3 separate regions of the Mus musculus genome follow, and all the other regions are linked to region 1. A link is a loop called in an ENCODE intact Hi-C map of the cell type or tissue named here. Cell type or tissue: gastrocnemius. All regions are shown on one strand.

The links. A loop is a pair of places that touch in the nucleus more often than their neighbours do. Peaks named below come from ENCODE experiments on the same cell type or tissue, not always from the same donor. Only the 100,000 strongest peaks of a DNase experiment are listed, where the experiment ranks them.
Region 2: a loop joins it to region 1, with 11 times the contacts of the local background. A loop is called at or near these places in 28 of 42 quality-filtered maps.
Region 3: a loop joins it to region 1, with 9 times the contacts of the local background. A loop is called at or near these places in 14 of 42 quality-filtered maps.

What each region holds. Positions count from the first base shown.
Region 1 is chr13:112,505,173-112,513,172 of GRCm38, reverse strand. It overlaps Il6st (interleukin 6 signal transducer), which reads right to left. Exons shown (of 17, transcript NM_010560.3): 17 at 6,313-8,000. Among named protein-coding and RNA genes, the nearest start is that of Il6st, 45 kb to the right of the region's middle. In gastrocnemius, no CTCF peak of the experiment used is centred here; DNase peaks (open chromatin) are centred at 1,692, 3,499, 6,267, 6,611 and 1 more place.
Region 2 is chr13:112,305,384-112,313,383 of GRCm38, reverse strand. The region is part of intron 1 of Ankrd55 (ankyrin repeat domain 55); the gene reads right to left. Among named protein-coding and RNA genes, the nearest start is that of Ankrd55, 21 kb to the right of the region's middle. In gastrocnemius, a CTCF peak has its summit at 4,564 (motif pointing left); a DNase peak (open chromatin) is centred at 4,547.
Region 3 is chr13:112,268,102-112,276,101 of GRCm38, reverse strand. No RefSeq gene overlaps it. Among named protein-coding and RNA genes, the nearest start is that of Ankrd55, 16 kb to the left of the region's middle. In gastrocnemius, a CTCF peak has its summit at 4,044 (motif pointing left); a DNase peak (open chromatin) is centred at 3,986.

The DNA.
Region 1 (8,000 bases):
TGTACTTAGACACGAAGCTGCACATTTCTCTATGTATCAGCATATATTAAGGGGTTTGTCCATCCTCTTCCGAGATATGTTTATCCACCGGCTGTCTTGTCCTCCAGGAAATAAAAAGGAGTTCCAGGAAAAATGACAGACTTGCTGGCTGTTGATTTCTACACAAGCTTGGCAACAGCCTCCTAGTTGACGAGTCAGGACATCTTCTGGACTAGCTCCACGGGACATCCTTTTATCTCTTCATCAGGGGTGGGGTGAGGGGGTGGGCATGATCCACCCAAAGGCCTTCATTTCTGAGCAAATACTCTGTATTATTTGCTCTCTCTCTCTCTCTCTCTATATATATATATATATATATATATGTTTTCTTCTGAGCTCTGATTTTTAATGTAAATAAAATTCATCAAACATGATGACTATTTGGACTATTTGTAAGAAATCATTCTGACTTGTAATATTTTCAGACGCACTTTAGTGTATGTTGGAAAAAAATTTTAAAAATGTATTGCATCTTCCAATGTCATAACAAGGACCACCCAAGTTCTAATTAAGAAAGAGAGATAGATAACATTTTTTGAGGTTTTTAATATGTTGTTTTTGAAAGTATTGGTATTCAACTAGGGAAAGTTGAAAGTATTTATGACTTCTTAGGAATCACGAAACATTTGGGAGTGGAGGGGGGGCAGTTGATGCTGTTGAACATGCCATGAACTCGCTAGCCTCTGACCTTTGTGTCCAACATGCTGTGATTGCAGGCATGCACCACCAACGTGGCTTAGGACACTGGTTAATTTGAACAAGAAAGCCACCAGTTCTAACTACACCTGTAAATGTTTCATACATGAATAACATCTCTGTAAATTCCAAGAGAATGGTGTTGACATTATGTTTTATTACACATTCAATGAAACATTCTTTTATTTCAATTTCATGATTTTTTTCTTGGCTTGCTACTGATGGGAGCTAAGTGTTAAAATGGACACGCCCAACTCGGTCAGTCAGAAATCACTTCCGTGGCCAGCATCACTTAGACACAGTCTATGAAGCAAACGTGTGTGTGTGTGTGTGTGTGTGTGTGTGTGTGTGTTAGTCTCTTGAAGGCAGGTGGTTTTGATGGAAGGCATGGGTCGGGGTTCAGCTGTGTCAGGTGTAGAAGCAGGAAGTTAGGTGCTAGGCTGACAGGACCTGGGCAGTTATCCAAATGGAGCCAGTGCCCACTGGGTGTTAAGTGTGGCACCTAGATAGGCCTTCCACGAATCCTGGAAGTTTGGTGAACTGAGGTTCCGTGAATTTGTCACTTTGCATGAGCCCAAGTACCATCAAGTAACCATCATGGAGGTCCCTCATTTGCTCTGCTGGTCACTGTCATCGCAAGTATAGGACTGTACCTCCTCTGTCACAATTTGGAAGGCTGCTGTTTTATAGAAGTGAGGTCAGGGATGGTCACTTAAGTTCCCCAGAAACAAACCAGGGGACAAATACAGGTCCAGTGACTGAAGGGCTACTCCAGGTGGAACTGGGAAGGGAGCGGGGAAGCATGGAGGGACGGGAAGACCCCTGAGCAGGTCGATCCCTGGAGGACTCTGAAACTGCTCCTTGGAGCTTGTCCACGGTAGGCAATGGACAGACTGCTCTGCCATTGCTGAGACCATGCCCACAGGGTATGCAAGCTCCAGCCACAGCTTTTCAACTCTGCCGTAGTGAACAAGAGCGCCTGGCGGGCTGCCAGACTCAACCGAGCGCCTTCACGCAGGGCTTTTTCAGATAAGTTTACCAAACTTTGTCCTCCGTTCTGGAATGGCCTGTTCTGCAGTTTTTAAGGCAGACCATAGTTGCTGGGAGCAAGAGTGTTGAGATAACCCATTTATAAGTCTCAGACTGGCTGCCTATTCACCTATGGCTTAATAATTTCCTAGGCCTTGTTTATCTAAATCTGTAAAGTGGGGAAATAGAATCACACACACACACACGCACGCACGCACGCACGCACGCACGCACGCACGCACACGCACACGCACACGCACTCACTCGTGACTGAGAGATGAAAGCCAGTGCTGACAGCGCTGAGCTGGGTTCAGCAAGTCCTCTGTGAACAACAGCAACCTTTTTTCCCCCCATCTCAAGTAGGGTGAGTGTCTGAAAGGTTGTACCAGGTCTGCTTACCTTCCAACGCCCCAGCTCTTTCTAAGTATGGCTTTGCACCGTTTTTAGCTTCGGGGTGGGTCTCTGACTAAAAAGGGCTGAACACAGGAAGGCGTGGGCTGGCCAGTTATTACTGAGAACACATTTTCCTGCTCCCCCACCCTGTTGGTGCCACTTTCCCTGACAGCATCCAAGTAGAGATAGGATTGTTCAGGTTGGAGGGACCCAGAACCTTGGAGGAGGCCAGCAGTCTTGGAAGAGGTGTGTGTGTGTGTGTGTTATATGTATGACTACAATTAGGAGAGGGAGGCTTGTGTGGTGTATGGCTGTAATTGGGAGATGTCTATGTGACTCTAATTTCCCTGAAAGAGGAAGTGGACTAGTTCTCAGCTCCTGGCCATCAGTAGTGACTGAAGATTCCCTGACTAGGGTGTATTCTGTGGTCCCTGCTGCTAGCTCCACTTCCCCCAGCTCTTATAGATGGCCTTGTTGGCTTCGGCATGGGCCCTGACATCAAAACCTTCCTGGTTGCTTCCCTAGGGAGGAGGCTGGGTTTGCTGGACCCAGAGACAGGTTCAGTGGTGAAAGCTGTCTAGATGAATCCAGTCTCACAACTCGCTTGTCCCCGACCCCCCTTCTCCTTCCCCCGCTCCCCTAGGCTGGTTGCCTTTCTTTCTCAGGAGTCTTGGTCTGATTGGTCAGTTTTGCCTGATGTCTCTGTTCCATTTTTCTGTTGCTCTCAGCCCCCTTCAGACTTCACCCAGAGCAAAGAAACATTCCCAAATGGTCCCTCATCTCCCTTGGTCTACTTATCTCTCAAATGCTGGAATGTCCTTCTCAGAGTCAATAAAATGGAGAACTCAGAACATCTTCCACTCTCCTGTGGTGACAACCCTACCCAAACACCCACACTGAGCCCTTTGTATGGGAGAACACGTATGCAGTTTGTGGGAGAATCTTTATATATTCCTTTAAGAAAAAGCAAGCAGTAGGAGGCTGAACAATCCTCAGTAAGAGAACCATTTCCCTCTAGGGAAGCAGGATGATAATCCTTTTGAACAGGAAGGACTTTTATCCATGTACACAGTGCAGTCAATCAGCTGGGAGACTACATCAGAAGGCAAGCTGGGCTTGTAGTAGTGTGGGACTTAACCAAATATTCCAAAGAGAGGGTTTTGTATAAAGCTCACTATAGATTTGAAGGGGTGAGATTCACTCCTTGACTAGGTTGTAGGTGTGATCCACCATGTTTAGATTAGACTTTAGTAGCCACGACCTTTCCTTACCTAACTAGCCAACTTAGCTTTATGGCGAGGCAAACATGGACATACAGCAGCACAGGCACTGACAAGCCACAAGGTGGCGCAGTACCTCTATATTTGGTCCCTGAGCACAAGGGACCATGGACTGGGATGAAGATGCTGGGATTCCAGAATTTATGTAGTAAGTATGCAAACTGTCGGCTACTGTCATGTCTTCTGTTATTGAGGCCAACACTGTGTACCAGTTTATTCTAGCTCCTAGTCCATTATGCTAAAAGAGCATTTAACAAGTCATAAAACCCTCATAAAATATCATCTATACTAAGACCCATGCTAACCAACACCAGTACTGATAAATGCTGAAACGCCATACATGACGACACTCAAGACGGTGGTGACCGCAGACAGAAAAGACAGCAGCTTCTTTCTCAGATTTATTTAAAGGGTTAGAGATGATATAGTAAGACATTTATGGCAGGGTCAACATAAACATGATCGCTTTGGTTATACTTCGCACATGCAACTTACTACAGAGGTAACACAGGTACAAGCTTCCATGTGAAACTGCACGGGTGGTGGTGGTGGTGGTGGTGGTGGTGGTGGTGGTGGCAGGAAAGGAGAGAGAACTGTGCGCACGTGGAGTACAGCTAAGAGCAAAGGTGTAAGAAGCCATGCCTAATGCCTACTGCCGCGCCAGGCTAGCAAAGTGCATTTGCTTTAAAGTCTATCACACACAAGCATTAAGGCTACAGAGCTTCCAACCCCTCCAACATCCCTTTCTTTCTGGCACGTCACATTGTCCTGCTTACGTAGCAGCACTTGCAGTCTGCAGCAACCAGACTAAGCGAGCAATCACAGGACTAAGAATTCCTACCCAACCAGCCTGGTACATTTCCATCCCAACCCTCCCTCACCAGCATTGACAACTGGTTAAGTAAAAGGAAAACAACAACAACAACAACAACAACAACAACAAAACCAAAACTGACCAGTTTGTGGGAGCTTACAGGTGGCAAAAAGCCCTAAGAGTTAGACCGAGTAACATCTGGAGCCTGCCATCACCTTTTCCTCGTTAACTGAGTGAGCATATGCTAATCTGCATGTGACAGGAAAACAAACTTTTGTCTATGAACTACTTATACCGTTTGCCATTTGATGGCTGTGTTCTAACTCATCGAAAGGCACATTTGAAAAATGCAATCTTACCTGGGCAAAGTAACCTACCAGCAGTACCTATAGCCGAAAGCTAGCCCAAGAGGTTATTTTTAATAATTGACCTTTACTTTTTATTTACTTTTTTTTTTGCAGCTTATTGATTCTACTTATCTCATTAAAAACTTTACTAGACAGAAGTTGTGTTAAAAACTTGCTTTTAAAAGAAACTCAGGGACATGAAACAGAAGAATGAACGTAATAGGCTAAAGTCTACTGGCTTGTTCTACTTGGTTAATATATGTCTATAACAATGAGGCATCCTATGATTACTAGGTCTAAATTTATGCCATAATTTACTAATTATGTGAGTAGAAAAAAAGAGACAGCTTTAAAAATAGTATGTGATGTCTAATTAGCAGTCCTACTTTTAACAGCTTTGATAGTGTCCCATGAAGTGGAAACGTAAGTGTTCTTTGGAAAGTCAGCTGTGTTGGATGTTTTGCTAAAGCAGACACGAGAAGGAACGTTTCGCTGAAGTGGACACGGGTGAAAGGATGCTTTGCTAATGCATGTGAACGGGCAGGTGATGGGTTCTTTGTTCACTACATGCCTCAAGTGTTGTTGAACTCCATCTGTTGGGCCTCCATAGAGAGAAACACTAAAAACTTCTGATGTGGTTCTGGTGGCTTGCAGCTTCCGCAGACGCGGGCTGATTGGCAGAGTGATGTCAGCTGATACAGACTCACACACAAGACCCGAGGTGAGCCCAGGCCCGAGGACACTTGATATTTGGAGGGAGTATATACAGGACTCAACGGATGGTGATGGCCTTACATATCTTCGTTTCACTGAGAGGCACAGCTGAGAACTTCGAGTTCTTCCTGCTTGACTTGTGCTGAGGCCGAGGCCTGGCCATTCCTGCTAGTTATGCCACTGCTGCTGCTATCCTGACACTACTACCGACCTGGACTGCTGGTGTAGCCTTGACATGTTTGCGAGTGGATGGAGCTGCCACTGCTGACCTGTCAACTGAACAGCTGATTTTCTGACAGTGCACACAGGAGTTGCTCCAAAGAACCATTTTTTAAACAGGTCCACTTCCCCCACATCCTTTCTTTTCCACTACCTCTGGTGGGTGGTGGGCTACAAGGGAGGCTAAAGCATTTAAGAACCATTATTACAATTAGGGTTGAGGAAAAAAAAAATCAAAAACTACAGTCCAGTAAATCCTTCTACCTCTTTAACCCTTTAAGTTCACAATAAGAACTACAGTCTCACCAGACAGTGGTGGCACAGCAGGCAGGCGGATCCAGGACAGCCAAGGCAACACGGAAAAATCCTGTCTTAAAAAACCAAAATACCACAAACAGAAAAACAAAACAAAACAAACCCAAACAAGCAAAAACAAACAAACAAAACCCCCCCGAAACCGTCCATCCTGGCCGAGCTGATGACCACAGCAGAACTGTGCAGAGATGGAATGATCTGAAGGCGGGAGAACGAGGGGGGCAGGGGCTGCACTTTTCCTACTTCTGCTTCTCTGTGCCCCCGAGTAGTGACTCATGCTTTTCAAAGGACTGAGATTTTATGTTTGAGTGAGGAAAAGATGGGAACGCTAGGTTTTGTAACGGCGACTCAGCATTAAACCTTCCTTTTTCTTTGAGTCCTCGAGAGGCAACTGCATGGGAAGCAGTGGACTAGCCCTGGCCACAAGCCAGGCTGCTCTCTGGTGCGCCTTACACTACATTTTTACACACGAAAGAATACGAGCCCACGGGCAGAACTAGCTTTATTAGACGGTTTTACAGAAAGACGCCAGATTACTTTCTCTGCTACCTAAGGTACAAGGTACAGCATCCAGATTATTCTAAAACATGCTCGAGCGAAGTCTGTATTCAAGATGAACTTTAAGATGGGTTTTCTCTTAGAGCAAAGGGAGGTGCTCCATGGTACATCTTCTAAATGAACGTTCCTGCAGTGAGCACACCCCCTCCCTGCTGGCGGAGGCCCTGGCTCCCTGGGACACTTTCTGTCTGGGATTTAACGTGCCAACTTGCTTCCAGGAGGCTCTTCCTTCAGTGGCCTCTATGTTCATGCCTGAACTCACGCTGGGCTACCATCCCTAGCCAGTACAGACTTCACACTGCAACGTTCACAGCACCACTGTCTGATATGAGGGAAGTCACAGCTGAACATGGATAGAGTCCCATAACTAGACTGCTTACTGTGAGAAGATGAGAAATTCAGCAAGTGTTAACTTCCTGGCAGATATATACATAGAAAACTCAGTCCTAACTGGGATCAGGCTTTGACGTCCAACTTGAATGGCAATGGTGCCAGCCTTGTAGTGTGAATTCTGGTCTCTCTGCCCCTGACCTGGCCTTCCTGTGCCCGACTTTCACCATCTCCCTTCACTTCCGGCATTTTGGCAATTCCAGGCTGGTTTTGCCAAGGAGGCAACTGAATATACCAGAGCAAAGCATGTACAGTCTCACGAGGATTATACATGTGAAAGAACACAGAAAAGGACTACCCAGTATAAAAATATAAATGATAACACATCAGCAAGTAGAATATAAACAACCTTCTGAGAGTAAAAGGTGAAACTGCATCCAACTAAGTGCATATCAACTCCTCCTAGGCACTGTGTGGTAACCGCTATAAATGATCTGGGTGCCCATGCTCTGAAACTTCAACCCTTTTCCTGTGAGCACACTTAGTGATCAGCCTCTAACGGCGCTCAGCCAATTCCTGTCTGCCCAGTGTCTACCTTTAGCCCCCACCTCCATGTCACACTGGGAAGTTAGGCACAAATACATTAATGGCTTTAGTGCTAAACACTGGATGCCTAGGCTATTCCTTAATAAAGCAACTAGAAGGAATAGGTTTAAGATAGTCCTAAGTCGTGTAAAAACTCTACCTCATAAATGGCAGATATTAAAAAGACCTGGTTGGGTGTGTGACAGCACACATCCACAGTCCCAGACAGTCAGGAAGCTGGGCCAGGAGGATCACGAGAGCCTAGATGACATAATGAGCCGGGCGGAGGAGCAGCTCAGCGGTAGAGTGAATGTCTAGCATGCACAGGGCTGTGGGTTCAAAGCCCACCCTGCAAACTAGCAGGACCCTTCCAGCTTCCTCAGCTCTGTAGGAGGACTTCTGTCATTGTGGTGGTCGCTGACATGGTTGGGATGTGTGTTCTGGGACTGCATGAGGCTCTGGGAAATGCCACCCTTCAACAAACACCCTGCTATTCTTGAAAATCAAAACAAGGTGGAGTCAATTAAAGTAATTTAAAGTTGAAGACATTCTGGATAAAGTGCTTCCTCAACCAGTCTCTAGAATCATCTGTCCCTGGTGTGGTTATGTGTGTTCAGAAAAATGTCAACAACTTAAGTCTTTAAAAACAGCAATCTTCGTAAGTGGAGCAGTGGTGGTGCA
Region 2 (8,000 bases), 200 kb after region 1:
GCACTGTATTTTGAAGATCATTGTTGAGTGATCTTAGCGCTCTTCTTAATTTTATTTTATTTGTATTTATTTTTTTCAACATATGGTTTCTCTGTGTAGCACTGGCTGTTCTGGAACTTTTTTTTGTAGACCAGGCTGGCTTCAAACTCACAGAGATCCACCTGCATCTGCCTCCTGAGTGCTGGGACTGAAGGTGTGCACCACCACACATGGCTATCACCCTTCTTAAAAACTAGCTAGCCATAGATATATGGAATCATCTTTGGACTTTCAGTTCTACTCCATTAATCTGTATGACTACTACCTTCATGCCAGTACCACACTTTTTGGTTACTGTAACTTTATAATTTGTAAAACCAGGAAAGGTGAGGCCTCTCTCTAATTTTGTTTTTTTGTAAAACTGTCTGAAACGTCTGGGAGATCATTAGGATTCCAAATGACATTTTTGAATGAAATATCCCATGTCTATAAAAAAGTCATTGAGTTTTTGTCAGAGATTGTACTTCTCCGAGAACCAGTGACATCTAAATATGCCTTTGTAGTTCAGGAAACCCTGGATGTCTTCTCATTTGTTGGCATCTTCTTTAATTTACTTGAGCACCTCATTGTAGTTTTGGGTGTGCAAGTCCCTTGCCTTCTAGGTTAAGTTCATCTCTGTGTACTTTATTCTTCTTTTTCTATTGTGAATGGTCTTGGTTTCAAAGGGCCCTCGTGTAAACAGTGCTACAATGAAATTATCCTGGACTCCTACGCAGTCAGAAGTAACAGTGATGGAGTGACAGAGAAAGACATTGGAGTTACTAGAGCTTGACAGCCAGGTTCCAGGTCATGCCACAAGAACACAAACATCCTGTTAAAGATAGATAGTCTTGGCTAGAAGACCATCCAGGAAGTATGCTAAGAAGGAACTTAAAGTGAGAGATGAAGAAGGGAGAAGGAAAGGAGGTGTCCTACAAGGCTGATCAAAGTGAGCTTCCGAGTTCATTTAGCTTAGGATCTGCTAGGAAACTAGCAATTAAGAACGAGAAGACTCTTAGAGGCTCCGTAGAAATGCTCAGTCTAAACCATGGTGAGTGTGGATCCCTAGTCTTACCTTGGAGCTGCTACAAAGAAAAGAATGGTTGATCATCCTTTGGGATCTAAAATGAGGGCAGAAGAGTTTCTTTTCAACAAAAGGTCACAAATCCACTTAACATCACCAAATAGCTCTATATAATTGAACAACACATGCCCCCTTTATCCTCCATGTATCTTTCTGTATGTATCTGTCTATTTTCTATCATCTACCTATTTAGCACCAAGAATTCATCATATCTCTATTGATCTTCCCAGGGAGCAGGTTTTAAATGCTTCTCACCTCTGTGTATGAAGCCTAAACAGAAAGACCTATGCACAGCTGCATGCAGAAAGGTAGAATACACACACACACACACACACACACACACACACACAGAGAGAGAGAGAGAGAGAGAGAGAGAGAGAGAGAGAGAGAGAGAGAGCCACACCCACTCCAGTGAAGTCTGCGTGACAAGCCTAAAGGCTTGGACACAGTCCCGAGGCAAATTGTTTCATGGAAACTCAGTCTCCTGGAACCTTGGCATGAATGTTCCAAACCTGTCCCTGCATTAGTCAGCGTATAGATCTGTGTGCTTTCTTTCAGTATTGTTTTATTATAGGTGCCTCCAAGAAATGATTTTACTAAACCTAAATCAGGTTGAATTCTACTGTCTGGCCTTCACCAATGTCCTAGGCAGTCCTTGAGCTGACCCTGGGCTTGGAATTTTGTAAGAATGTCATTTATCCAGACGAAATGCCCCACTGCTGACATTTAGTAATCAGGCATCTCCGTTTGCCAGATAGGAGCTAGTATTCTCAGGGCTAGTTCAAAATAGTAAACTTAGAATTCTCATTACAGTTGGGCATGGCAGACTACATTGCATATTAGAAGAAAGTTGGTGAGTTCTTCTGACAAATGGACATTCCCTACAGATACTTAAAAGAGCAGCCAAGTTACTCCCATATGCAAGAATTTACCATGGCCTAGGAAAAAGGAGGGCTATGGTTTAAGGAAGAACTACAGTACTGCATTATTCATGAAAAAGGTCTGCTAGAGCAGAACCCCCTGGTGCAAGCTTTCACAAGGCTCAGAGGAATAACATAAACTGTGACAGGGTGTGAAATCCCCTCCTGGTCCCTGTCATTAGCTGACTCTAGGCAGGGTTACTCTTATCTCAACTGTAAACATTGCCTGGTGCCTTCCAGTCTTTTGAATGCCTTTCTCTGTTTTGTGTCAGAAAACTTCAAAGTAGCTTAACTGTTGTATCACCTAACTTCTTTGTTTTCTTTTGTAATATATAAGTCTGATGCTCACTTTGACACATTACATTCAGATACAACACTCCCTTGTGTCTGTATTTGTTTGTCACTCCCTGTCCACCTGAACCGGAACTCTGATTCTCCTGCAGATTGAGGGCCTCACGTTGAGGCCAGTCTGCAGCAAGAGAGGACATGAATGAATAGGAAGAACCATGGGAGGAAATATTAGTTGTATATTCTAAAACATTTCATGTGTCTCTACGCATGGAATACAGAAAGAACCAGAAGAGCAGGCTAAAAAAATGGAATGTCTTGGTCATGTTCTGTGCCTCCTGTAGTTTTCAGACTCTATAAGGCATGGACATTGCTTATGGTCATCGAAGTTAGCCAAGATTTTCTTCTCATAAATGTTGAGAGAGATGCGGCTTAGTAACTTTACACTAGTATTTCATTACCCAAAAAGGAGATAGAGCTTTGTACAGTCATCACTGTTCTGGCTTAGATATAATGTGTTCCCCTAAAAGGCTCATGTGCTGGGGACTGGCATCCAGTAAGGTGTTGCTTGAGAGCTTCATTCGGAGGTAGGGTCTAGCTAGGGACATCGTGCTGGGGTGGGGGTGGGTCCTTGGGGGTCTTTTGTTCCCAGCCCCTCCTGGATTCTTTATGATGCTTCCTTACTGCTGGGATGTGAATCACTCTGCCATGCCTTGCCTACAGGATGGACCAAACCCTCTGTTACATGAGCCAAAGGAAATCTTCCCACCTTGAAGTTGCTCTGTTGACCCCTTGGTCATAGCTGTACAAATACTTCAATAATACAAGTAAAGAAACAGTCCAAAGTTGACACTTGGAAATTCTAAAAACTGCTGTGGGAAAATTAACACAAAGAGAACATTTCATAAGTTATAAACAGACTGAAAAGGTTGGCAACTGGTAAAGCCATCTTATAGATTGATTGCTCCTGAGGCCACCGCTGAAATCTGGGGTTTATTCAAAGGGAACTTTGGGTTTACTCAGCAAGTGACACTTGGCAATATAGTTATTGTAAAAAGACAAAAGAAGGTGAACATTTTAATGATGAAGGAAAAACAAAACCTGTACTGAAGTGGTACCTTTTGGTGTTGTCTATGAACCGTGTCCAGTCTGCAGTGAGAGGAACAGAACGGATGCTGTGTGCTTAGAAACTGTGCAGCACCTCCTCACAGTAACTTCTGAGTGTGGACTCTAGTAAAATCTGAGCTCATCGAAAATTGGATCTTTAACAACCCCACAAATCAACCAACCAACCAACCAACCAACCAACCAACCAAAAAACCAACCCTGGATAACTATTTTAGATGATTAATTTTACTTAAAAAACACAAGGATCGGTAGCTAATTTTGACATCTCTTTGCTTATTCTGATTAGCCAAAATCTAATTTGCTTCCAGTTGTATTAGAGACTGTCTATTGAATCCTCGGGACATTAGGGCTTCAGATGTACAGCTGGCTACTACCAATGTTTGGGGTGCCTGAGCTCCTCAGATTTTGTGTCTTCTTGGGTTCCAGTTTTAGAGCTGTGGTGTTCTTTGGAAAGTCACTGATTGCATTAAAAAGTCACTGAGCCCATTTTGTTGCAACTGCTTTGAGGCCAGATCAACACCTGCACTGCTTAAGCCATGGCCCTTTCGTGGAGTGGCCGTGTCAGTGTAAAGGGCATTTTAGCCTTTAGAATCGAAACCAGAGGATTTGAGAGAGTTCCCTTGGTATATTCTATTATGAGCATCCTTGGGTAATAGAACTCACCCATGACATTAGAGTTAATTATAAGCATTTATAGAGAGATCTGTAGATCTTAGATTATTCTTTTAACTAGAACATATTGCCCCTGGAGAATTTAAATATACTAAGCCATCCATAGACTCTGCATCTCCTGGCCACAAAGGGTGTAGAGTCTCTGTCTTTTAAAAGAACATAATCCAGAAGGAAGACAGATGTTGAAGTGGTGATTGAGACATCCTTGGGCTATTATGACTGGACAGTAAAATCACTTAAAGAGATACTTTCCAGGGCCTTCTTCTAATTTAGATTCCTCTCTATTTCCACACAGTTATCTTAGGTATTGTGGGACAGCAGAGAAATTATGTCTTGGGGCAACCTAGAAAGCTCTAACTATTTGTAAGGAGATAAGAAGACCTTTGCACCTTTCAGGAGGAACCAGCCTTCACAGCACCATAATGGCTCCAAGGTACAACATTGCCACCCGCTGGTGGTGAGGAGTCTTTATGGTCTCTGGGTTCTGAGCCAGGGGAATGCCAATCTTTAAAAACATAATTTAGAGCCAGTTTGGAGCTTTCTAAATACACAGGAGCAAGCAAAGATGCCTCTCTAGAAAGTACTTTTTTCTTTTCTTTTTTAAAAAATGGGTATTTATTTGTTGATTAATTCAATGAATACTTAATTTTAAATAGAGAGGCTTGCTAGTTATGTAACCCTGGCTGGCCTGAGACTCACTATGAAAACAGGCCTCAAATGTATAGCAGTCCTTCTGCCTCTTTTCTGAGTGCCTGGATTGCAGGCATACTTCATCATGCCTAAGGTTTCGATGGTTTTGTTTCTGTTTCACACAAGATCTTGGTAAATAGTCCAGGCTTTCCAGGAAGTCACTGGCTTTGCACTATTAGTGAGCCTCCTGCCTCAGTCTCCCTTGTGCTGAGACTACATGCACTCAAGGAGCATTCACAGAATGCCCTGTCAGTGATTCTTTAAAAGATGTGGGCTTTGTTGTTGTTGTTTCTTGCTTGCTTTAACGTATAGAAACCTTTAAAATGGGGTAACTGAATTTACTGATCAATTTAGGGTGTATCTTCAAATGCAAATGGGTTTTCTTATCCACTCAATTCTTATTGAACTCTTGATGTTAATATATTGCATTAGTCCTTCATTAATTAGGGGAGTGTAAATTTTACATGAATTTTTAAAAAGGATTGTGTTAGCCTGCCTAGCTCTGAAAACTAAATATAAATAAACATTATGTCATCTCCCCTTTCATTATTCTGGACAATGATCTGACTATCTTTACCTTATTCATTTTCTCAAAGTATCAGGTGATAGAGTCAGGCTTCTACCATCCTGTGGGAACTCTGGAAAGATAAGAAGTATATAAAGAAGTAGATTTGGTTCAATTAAAAAGGAGCAGACTGTGGTAAACATACAGCTGCTTTCAAATACTGGTAACAAGTTAATAATTGTTTCCTGCAGGCCCAGACTGAATTCTGGTGAGCACAAACCAGAGAAGAGATTTTCAGAGAACCAGAGACAGGGATGGAGCTACATTGTGAACTAGTGCTTCCTAGCCAGTACCTCAGTAGGTTCTGACTGAACATATCTTGGTGATACCTTTGGAGGAGACATTGGTGTTGAGTAGACTGCTGACCTCTATGTTTCCTTTTCTGATTGGTACTCAACATGTCTACCTAACATCTGTGGGGAGCCAAATATTGAGTCACCTATCATCATATGATAAACAGAATTGTATCTCTTAGATAATTTAAAACCAAATCAAATTGACAATGATGATCTGCCATCAAAGCTGCCCACAAAGAATTGAAATACAGCAGCTTTTAATCTTTGAGATAATTGTTACATTACTTGTCTTAGGCTACTTACTTGCTTCATAAAAGCAATGAATAGAACCTAACCTGGTATATAATTGTTCCCCATAGGACCTCTTTTGAAGGTCCTATGCATCAATGCACAGTTGTTTGGGATAAATGACTTGTTTTTTTTATTGAAGAAAAATAATTCTAAACTTCAGAGACTATGAGTAAGAGCAGTGTTTAATATATTGGTCAGGTGTTTGCTGATTTTACTAGCATATTGTCTCCAAATTGGCAAACTGAAGAAGGGTAGTATAGTGAAAATTTTGGGTTTTGGTTTCTTTAAAAAGAACCATAGAAATATTATAAGGACAGTTTTTGTCTTCATCAGATGTGGCAATGTGGGTCTGCCTCTCGGCAGCTGACTGTGCTTGCCTCTTGCCCTCCAGCAGAGGCGTGGTTTTGTCAGCAGCAGATAGTTTCTGTGATTGTGTGATATTTGGAATTCTGGGAACTTTTCAGAGAGAATCTAAGTGCTAGGGCCCTGATAAAGGAGTGTGTGTGTGTGTGGGATTGTTGGTTGGTGGTCATTCAGGGGAGTAGCAGTTTGTTAGTACTCACACTCAAAGAAGAAACTAAAAGAAAGAAATTAGGTTTAGGGCTCTCTCCCCCCTCTATCCTTTCTCTTATATCTAGTGATAGGAGGTGAAACTGGGGGGATAAAGTGTGGGAAAAAAAGAAGAATCCACAAAGTAGCAAAGACCAGCTACAAGCAGCACATCAACATGGGGCTTGAAGTTAAAGAATAAAGTAGAGGATTTGATTTCAAATGCCATGAATGAAATGACAGGGAACAAAGGAATCAATATATTTTTTTCAAGAGGCAAGCAAAAAGTTTATTGGAGCTGCAACCAGACATCCTCCACATTGCTCCCAGAGGAAATTTTTCTGTTATTTTTTTCTTTTTTCTTCATATATTTTGTTTAAAAAAAAGTTTGAAAGATTGGATGAGTGGGTGGAAATATTGCAGGTGGAAATGGAGGGGCATGAGAAACAAAAGATGGCTGAAATGGGAAACAGAAGGGGGTGCTCTTGGGGGCTGTCTATGCAACTGGAAAGGTTGCCGGTGGAGGTGGAAGTACCTGGGGATCGAGGCTCACAGGAGAAGAGAAAACAAAAAAGGCTCAGTCCTGGCAAGAAAGGCAAGAGAGTGGAGGTTTCCTGTAGAAGGAAAGGGTGAAAGAAATGGTGCTGGAGTTGGTCAGGTCAGAGAGAAGCTGAAAAAGTGGGAGGATGTGCTGATGATGCAGCCCATTTTGAGAGAAAGCGTTAATCTAGAAGCAACGGAGTCACTAGAGTGAGAGGAACCTGGGGTTACAAGATCATCACCATCAACTTTCTCATATGCTTGCTAAAGGTGTAATGAGGCTATGATGAGATAGGATGACATCCTATAGAAATGATAGCTCTAAGGCATTTAAAGAGGCCATGATTTCATATGGGATGCATTCACCTTCTGTGAGACAAATTCTAAATAACTGGGCTACTCAAAATAGACTCATTTCTCAAGCTTGGAAGGTATTTGTAACAGCTGTACTAGAGACTGGTCCACAGTTTTAATGGTTAACATGGTGGGGGTGGGAAAGCTGTGAATATTGAACATTGAAATAGAGTGAGGTGGGTGAATATAGAAAAAGATTAGATGTTGGGTGAAGGGGAGTACTCTGATGTAAAAGCACAGGTTCAACTTGATGATGTTACTATAGAAGAATGTTTCTTAGTGGCTTTAAGAGTTTGGGACAAAGCTGAGGAGCCCTGGGGAAAAAGTCCACCTGGTTTACAAAGATTATACATGGTTCCGGAGGAGCTGTCACTGAGTTTTTACGAACATCGGTCTCAGCAATGAACAAAACTGTATCAGACCATGATGCAAGACAGATGTTGATAGAGTCCTTGGCATATGAAAATTCAAATACTAAATATAAAAAAGTTATTAGATCATTAAAGGTGAGAGCAGTGCCTATAGACAAGTGTATAAGGGATACACCAGGTGTTGGTTCTAATGTGTATCATACTAATCAAGTTATAGTCAGAGGTTTCAGATAT
Region 3 (8,000 bases), 240 kb after region 1:
AGACCAAGGCGGGGAATAAAGAGTTAATGAAATGCTTCTGGACCCACACCTGACCCTTGGAAGGTGGAAAAGTTGGAAGAGGGAGGTTCTGTATGGACCGTATAAACCTTAGCTGTCTTGAATAGCCAGCTAGTCTTCTATTCCTCAGTGTTACCAATTTATCCCTCCCCCCCCCCCCCAGCTCTGCCCCAGGCTCCCTTTCCTCCCAGGAGATGCTTAACTGCTGAATTCCTGTAGGCGCACATCTTGAAAGTTCCCCAACATTCACAGAACTCTAAGTTATGCCAAGAAAGAGACTTCTTGCTCACCCTTCACTTTACAAGCAGATCCAGAACCGAGTGAATAATTAAAGCAACAACCACCGAAAGAAAACAATGTCATCTGTAGGATGAAAAACAAGGATATTGTTGAGCCAATTGAAGAGATTCTCCCACCGTATCAGTGTGGCAGCAACAATGTAATAATGTCAAGGGACTCAGAACTTCCTTCAGAGTGACAAAGAAGATTGCTTTCACAGGTGGTGCTGCCGGGGATACAGTTTCAACCTGCTGAGAGAACTCTTTCTATTTATTTTCACAAGTTCTTTTTTTAAAGACAGATTTTTAAAACTCTATTTTCTTCTCCCTGGAAACACAGCTAACAGATTCCCACGGAGTTTACAGCACAGCAAAAAAAAAAAAAAAAAAAAAAAAAAAAAAAAAAAATCAGCCGAAGCACAGTACAGATCGGTAGACATTATGCACAGTAGCTGGTTTGATTGACTGATCAAGATGGCACTAATGACTGCCTTAGCCCACTAGATCCTATTTGTTTATGAAAGGTTTGATGTCTACATCTGGTGGTGAACTTAGACAAGTTAGTGATGGGACATGTCATGTAGGTATAGCCACTCAGCGCTCAGGAATTCATATTCTGACATGTTTTCTTTTTTTCCTCAGGGAAGGAAATTCCACTACTGATTTCAAGTTGAGAAATTGAGGGGTGTCCTAGTTAGGGTTTCTATTGCTGTGATGAAAACGCCATGACCTAAAAGCAAGTTGGGGAGGAAATGGTTTATTCCGCTTACACTTCCAGATCAGGGTCCATCTCTGGAAGTCAGGGCAGGAGCTCAAACAGAGCTGGAACCTTTGAGGCAGGAGCTGATGCAGAGGCCATGGAGGGTGCTGCTAACTGGCTTGCTTCACAAGCCAGCCTGCTTTCTGATAGAACTCCCAGCCCAGGGGTGGCCTACTCACAATGGACTGGGACTTCCGCCATTGATTGCTAAGTGAGAAAATGTCTTACAGCTGGCTCTCAGGGTGACATTGAGGCTCCTTTCTCTCTGATGACTCAAGCTGTGTCAGGTTGACATTCAAAACCAGCCAGCACTGGGGAAAATGAGATCTCAATATACAGGATGAAAATTTCAGCACAGTCAGGCTTAGTGAGACAAAGACGTGATTTTCAGTAGCTGAATCTGAACGAATCTCTGCGTCTTCAAATGTCAGATTCAAAGTTTCCTTTACCTAATTAGGCAAGCAAGAAAACAAAACGACATTCTATAGCCTGGGAGGATACTTCATTGACTATAACATTCTTATAACACATAAAATATAATCTGGTATTTGGGGTATAAAGATATACTTGGTTGATAAGCTGAGATCTGATTTTCAATATCAAGCTAGTAATAATGTTTTGGGAAGGTAGAAACATTATGACGTGTTCTCTTTGACAGGGAGAGAGCCTACTTGGCAAATCAGCTTGAAAGAAAAAAATATCACGTTAAATATTATGCAGAGGCCATGGAGGGTGCTTGCCTGCTGGCTCGCTTCACATGGCTGGCTCAGACACAGCTAGAAATCCAAACCAGAAGCCATGTTTCCTCTTGGGAAACCCAACGCTGCCTTAGGACTGTGCACTGCAGCTCATCACCCACTGAGCTGTTGGTCAAAGGTAGATGCTGGCTGCTTGCGGGACACCCAGCAGATGTCAAATGCTCAGGGTGCTTAGTAACTGGTTATTTATGCCTTCTTCCAGGTCTAGTTCACACATCATTCCCCAAACCAGCACCCAAACCTTTTGGCACAAAGCACCAGTTGACTGAAACCCCTCCTTCCCTGGTCAGAACAGCTGACTATGGCCGATTCTCATGTCACACAATCCAGTACTCAACTGACATGGCCAGTGACGCTTCATCAGTGTGTTATTTTAAAGTAACACACAAAATCAAGATATTAACTCTGCTCTTGGGACTGTATTCCCACAAGTACGCCAAAAGTTAGCATTTTTAATATTTAAAGGCAATTCATTAAAATTAGAACAGTATCAATTCTAGCAGAAAAACAGGTACAAATAAGACATTATAAAGAAAGGAAAAAGAATACCAATTATTAAAATATAAGACTCACATTTCCTTATTTACTTTAGTCTATCCTTAAGTAATTATTGAATAAATATTTATCAAATAAATGAAGGGATTAATTAATTGAGAATTTATGGTAGAAGTAACATTTTTAATGAAGATAGTATTTTCCCCAACTAAGCTAATATGTCAGTCTAGAAGAGGTAGAAAATAAATGATATATTTAATAGAGAAGTTAAATGGAAAAGAGTATATATAAGAATCTGTAAGCTGTATAGAAAAATTTCGATGATTTTCCTAGTGCTAAAGGCAAGCACCCAGCCGAGAAAGTTTATCACACTCTACAACAGAGTAGTTTGCCTGTTTGTCTGATCCAGTTCTAGTCAGCAGTTACTAGACAAGCAGGAGACAACAGGCAGAGCATGGGAGAGGCAGGTGATGCCAGCCACAATGGTGTGAACCTGGGGCTGGGAGAGCCCTTAGGCTCCAGATGTGAAGCACAGGGGCCTGACTGGGTCAGCATCCAGGGGTTCTACAATGCTGGGTTCCATATTCAGAGGGCCAGAGAAATTTACAGGCTGAGGTCATAAAAATTCCTGGGCTTTCCCAGTTTTCTGGGTCCAAGGTTGAGGCTGAGAGCACCACACATGCTTCACTGCCAAAGCCAACTCCCAGGTCACAGCTAGGAGAGTCTTGGGAGAGTCATTGTCACTCTGCAATGTCCCTGTAGTACATTTATTTTTATTTTACGTGTGCAGGTGTTTTGCCAACACGCATGTCTGTGTACCGTGGGTTTACAGATGGTTATAAGCTACCATGTAGGTGCTGGGAATTGAACCTGGGTCCTCAGGCAGAGCAGCTAGTGCAATGCTTTTAACTGCTGAGCCATCTCTGGAGCCCAGTGTAGTGGCTATTTTAAGAGAAATGCTTACAAGAATTTTGTCTATTGTCACAGAACATCCAAGGATAAAGGTTATAAACTGATCATTGATACTGTCAGTTACTGTTAAATAAAGAATATACCAATAAAGACCTACGCTATTCTAAGTAAGGTTGGTAACTACCAAAGAAACAAAAAATGATAAATTATTTGCAATGATCACGTGGAAAGCCTCTACCATATAAGCTGAGTCTGTCAGAAAAATCTCAGAGGCGCAGAGTCAGCGACCTTGGCTATACAAAGGAGAAACCAAGGCACAGAGAGTACTTGGCCCGGATACAGAGTCTGTCTCTGCATCTTGCTGGGTGTTTGAAACTTACTACTGGATTATTATCATAGGGACCTCTGGGGAGGATGTCTCAGCCAAGGATGTTAGAGAGTCAGGAGATGGCAGAGGTTGGGCACCATCAGTTATGCCTTTCAACACCTACACACATCCACTAGAAAGAGTGGGGAAGACCCAAACCTTAGGGAGTCTGAAAGTGTATGTAGCTGTGGCCAGCCTCTGAGAAAAAAATGACAGAAGAAAAGACAAAGGGAGTCATTACAGAACTCAGAAAATTTTGCAGGCCTTCCCTGGCTAACCTGGGGGCGGCTGGTGGGGGGGCTGCTCTAGAGGGGTGAAAACCTTGTGTGTGTGTGTGTGGGGGTGGGGTGGGGGGGGCTGCCTTCATAGGAGTGGTTCCTTAGGCCGGCCCCTGACCTGCCCAGAGGGATTAACTCTAAATAAACCAACAAGGGCATGGCTCCCCCTAGAGGAATATTCTGTTCATTACTGAGATTGCAGACCTAAGCCCGCATGCACAGTTGAGTTTATGTTTGAAAGAACAGAATCCCGAGAGATTTCAGGAGTTGTGAACATCCATGTTCAAAACCCAAGAATTAGGTTTTTCTTTCGCTTTCCCCTCTTATTGGATCTTTGGTTGGTCTTTATTCAAATAAGCTGTCCCAAATTATTTGATCTTTACGAAATAAAACATAGTTTTAATGGTTTCTTTTCCGTTCTCGGCTTCCCGGCAAAAGCACCTTCAGTTTCCTTACATCCACAGCCTTCTTTGCTTTCTTGCTCTCTGCAGACTTGCCCGCACCCCCTTCTCTGTAGCCCCCTTCCCACCTATCTTGGCTGCCAGTGTGTGACCTGGCCACTGCCACTGTCTGTGCCCCCAGTTTTGCAGTTTCTGCCCTGATGAGGTCTGCCTTGGGTGTGCCGTCTTGGCATACGAGTTCACATCCCCCATGATACCCAGTTCCCCCATGAATTCTTCAGGTCGCTGCACTGAATCTTCTCTGTGGGGGTCAGCTGGGCTTTTTAAGGTTCTGTTGAGAATGCTCTAGATCAATGGTCTTCAACCTGTGGGTCATAATCCCCTTTTGGGGGTCAAATGCCCCTTTTACAGATGTGGCCAGAGACCTTTGAAAAACACAGATATTTACACTCTGATACTTAACATTGGCAAAGGTAAAGTTATGAAGTCGTCACAAAAATGATTTTGTTTGGGGCTCACCACAACATGAGGTACTGTATTAAGGGGTTGCAGCCTTAGGAAGGCTGAGAACCACTGCTCTAGTTGCTCTTGATGGAAGCCACTTTGCTGCTAGGGTGGTACAATTCACCTGGCTTCTGGAAGCTGCGTTCCATCCAAAGGCCCAGATGTCCATATGCCTTGCAGTAGTCAGTTTTAAGTGTCCAGCTTTCATCCATTTAACAGAGAAACCTCGGGAACCATTCTGAAGGCTCTGTAACACTGCTGTCTTCCTTGTGGATGACACACAGTCCCTTCACTAGATTCAAGGGTTGCTTATTTTGCCCTTGACAGCTCTCATTCACCGAAAAGCATAGACTTTTGTGTTAGCATTAAGTTTCCTAAGAGCAAATCAGCTATGCAATGGGAATTCTCTCCTACCTCTATATTGCATGGAAGGAGATTGCTACCATAACTCTGAGCCTCTCTTGGTCCCATCACTCATAGTAGGATGACTTACCAAGCTATGGAACTTGGGGAGGCTATTGGTGTGTATTTGAATCAACTGACTTTACACTGCCAGTAGGAGAACACGAATTCTCTCTCCCCTACTGTTGTTAGCCTTATCTGAGCAGGTGCCTACCTCATGGCAAAGCCTACCAGGACAAAGGTGCAAATCTTGGCTGTAATAACCATATATATATAATTGTTTCTTATCATAGGCAATTTCTTAGAACTTTGCTTTTTAAAAGGTTGATATTAGCCATATGTGTGCATAGTGTTTCTCTTTTCTCCAACAAGTATGAGCCTAGGGTCCTACACAGAAAGAAGAGTGCTATTTATTGGGGCATTTTGAAAGGCTGTCAGAGGGACAACCATAGTGTTGCTCTTGTGGAAGAACACAGAGTAAACTGTGGCCATGGTTTTTGAGTCATGCTCAGCACAGTGTGGATGACAGAAGTAGAGGTGGATTTGGGAACACGTGACCCTGTAGAGTACGATGTGCCATGCTGGCTCTAACTCCCTGTCTTACCTTTTTCCCTGTTACTGTGACAAATGCCTAACAGAAGAGCAGCTTAAGGGAGGAAGAGTTCATTATGTTTGCGGTATCAGAGGACAGTCTTCAGTGGGGAAAGTGCACAGGCTGGGGTGGCTTGGTGTTTGGAGCATGTCTTCACATCTTGGTTAACCAGAAAGCAGAGAATAGAACCAAAAGTTGGTGGGGCTGGGATGTAACCTGTAACCCATCTCTGTCAGCAATGCCTTTTATCCCAAAGGTTCCACAGTTTCCCAAAGCAATGTCACTGAGTTGGGATAAAGTGTTTGAACACATGAGTCTGTGGGAGACATTTCTGACCTTAACATCCCCAGGGAAAGAAGTGGTGCTGTACATCTGCCTTTGAAACATGTGATTTCTCTGGAGGGTTTTGAGGAGAAATATTAATGGAAGAAAGGAGGGATTTGGCATTCTGTTCTTTCTCATCTCCTGTTTCACATTAGTCAGGTTTAAGTCCAGAAAAGCAAATGTCACCTGGCCCTTCCTCAGGTACTCAGGGGGCAGGACTAATTCAGTGAAGAAAGGATTGAGAGAGTCTTTTTTAAAAATGCAAGATGATTCTCAGGTAAGTGCTATGCCTACTCCAGTGAAGTCTGCCTATCAAGGTCAAAAGGCCTGGAGGCAGTCACGAGGCAAAGAGTTTCAAGGAAACTCGGCCTCCTGGAACCTTGGCATTCTCATAGCCTGTATACTCAAACCCTATCCCCGAGTTAGTATGGTGTGTGCTCTCTTTCAGTATTGTTTTATTATAAGTGCCTTTAAAAATTGAATTTTAACATAGGTGAGCCTCTACCAGTGTTCCAGCAACCTAGAAAATCCTTGAAGCTGAATAGCTTGGAATTCAGTGAGAAGGTTACCTATTCAGTAACATTCAAATTTATTTCCAGTACAGAAACTAATTAGGCACTACAAAGAATGGAGCTAGAATAGCTCAGGGCTAGTCTGCAGAGTGATTACTTAGGACAGTAGCCGAGTCTCACCCAAACAAGGGAATACATAATGGCTTAGTGATAGGTGGGTTAACCATGAAAGAGTTAGGGAGTCCCCCTGAGACAGGTTTCTTCACTAGGCCCAAAGGAACAACATAATCAGGCATTTACTAAGAACCGCCCCCCCCCCCCCCCATAGTTGTGGGCTTAAGAATAGACTAGCATTACACCTGGCTCCCTTCTTAGTGGTAAACAGCGGCCATCTTTTGATGTATACATTCCTTTTGTTTTGTGTCACTGTAACTCGGGGGATGTGTTCGCCTGACTTTTCTTGTTTTTCTTCTGTATAAAAGTCTGGTGTTCATTTGTATGAGACACTCAGATTCAACACATTCTCTCGTGTTGTGTCTGTTTGTCATTCGCCGACTCCGTCACCCACCTGCAACCAGAGACCCAAAAAGGGGGTTAGTCTGTAGCAGGTAAGGAGTGCACCATTTTACACTTGATATGACATGACTCGTTGATAATATCGTCCTGGATAATATGGGTCATTTGTAGGTTTGATTTTCTGATCACAATAAGATACAATTATTGTGCCAAAAAAGAATGAATCTAGCAATGGCAGCCTCCAGCTCACAGGAAGACAACTGTGGTGACATTTGGAGTCAGGCCACATTCATTCAGCACTCCTTGGATCAGTTAGCTTAGAAGATGGATGCTTTTGAATATATCCTTGGATCAGAGGAAGATCAGATGGCTGATCTCATGGGAATTCAAATACCAGATTCCTGAAGCACAAAGAGTAAAACAACAAAATTATAGAATCTTATAAATGTGAAAGATCTGAATCTTCTTTCTTTATCTTAAAGAGTCCCCACCCCACCCCCGACAAAACTTCTCTTTCCCTCTTCTTCCTCTTCCTTCCCAAGGCAGAAGGGAGTGTGAGAAGTCATTGAAACACTGACCCATCTTCCAGTAAGCACGGACGGATATCCCAAAGGAAACAACCTTTCAGAGAATTATCCACCCGTTTCTCTTATATAAGGCTTGGGGAATGTATAACATGTCCAAGTTCTCCCATTTGGGGGCATCACTATCTCCCACACTGGGTGGAAATTAGCATTGGTCCCTCCTGCAGAGGGGGGCTGTGACCATATCTGCCCACCCTAGATCCTTTGTAACCGTTGTTGGAGGGTGTCGCCTATGGGTCCTCTTTCTGAATCAATGAAACTGCAGGTCACACACCTATGACTCTGACTCTGGGAGTGAT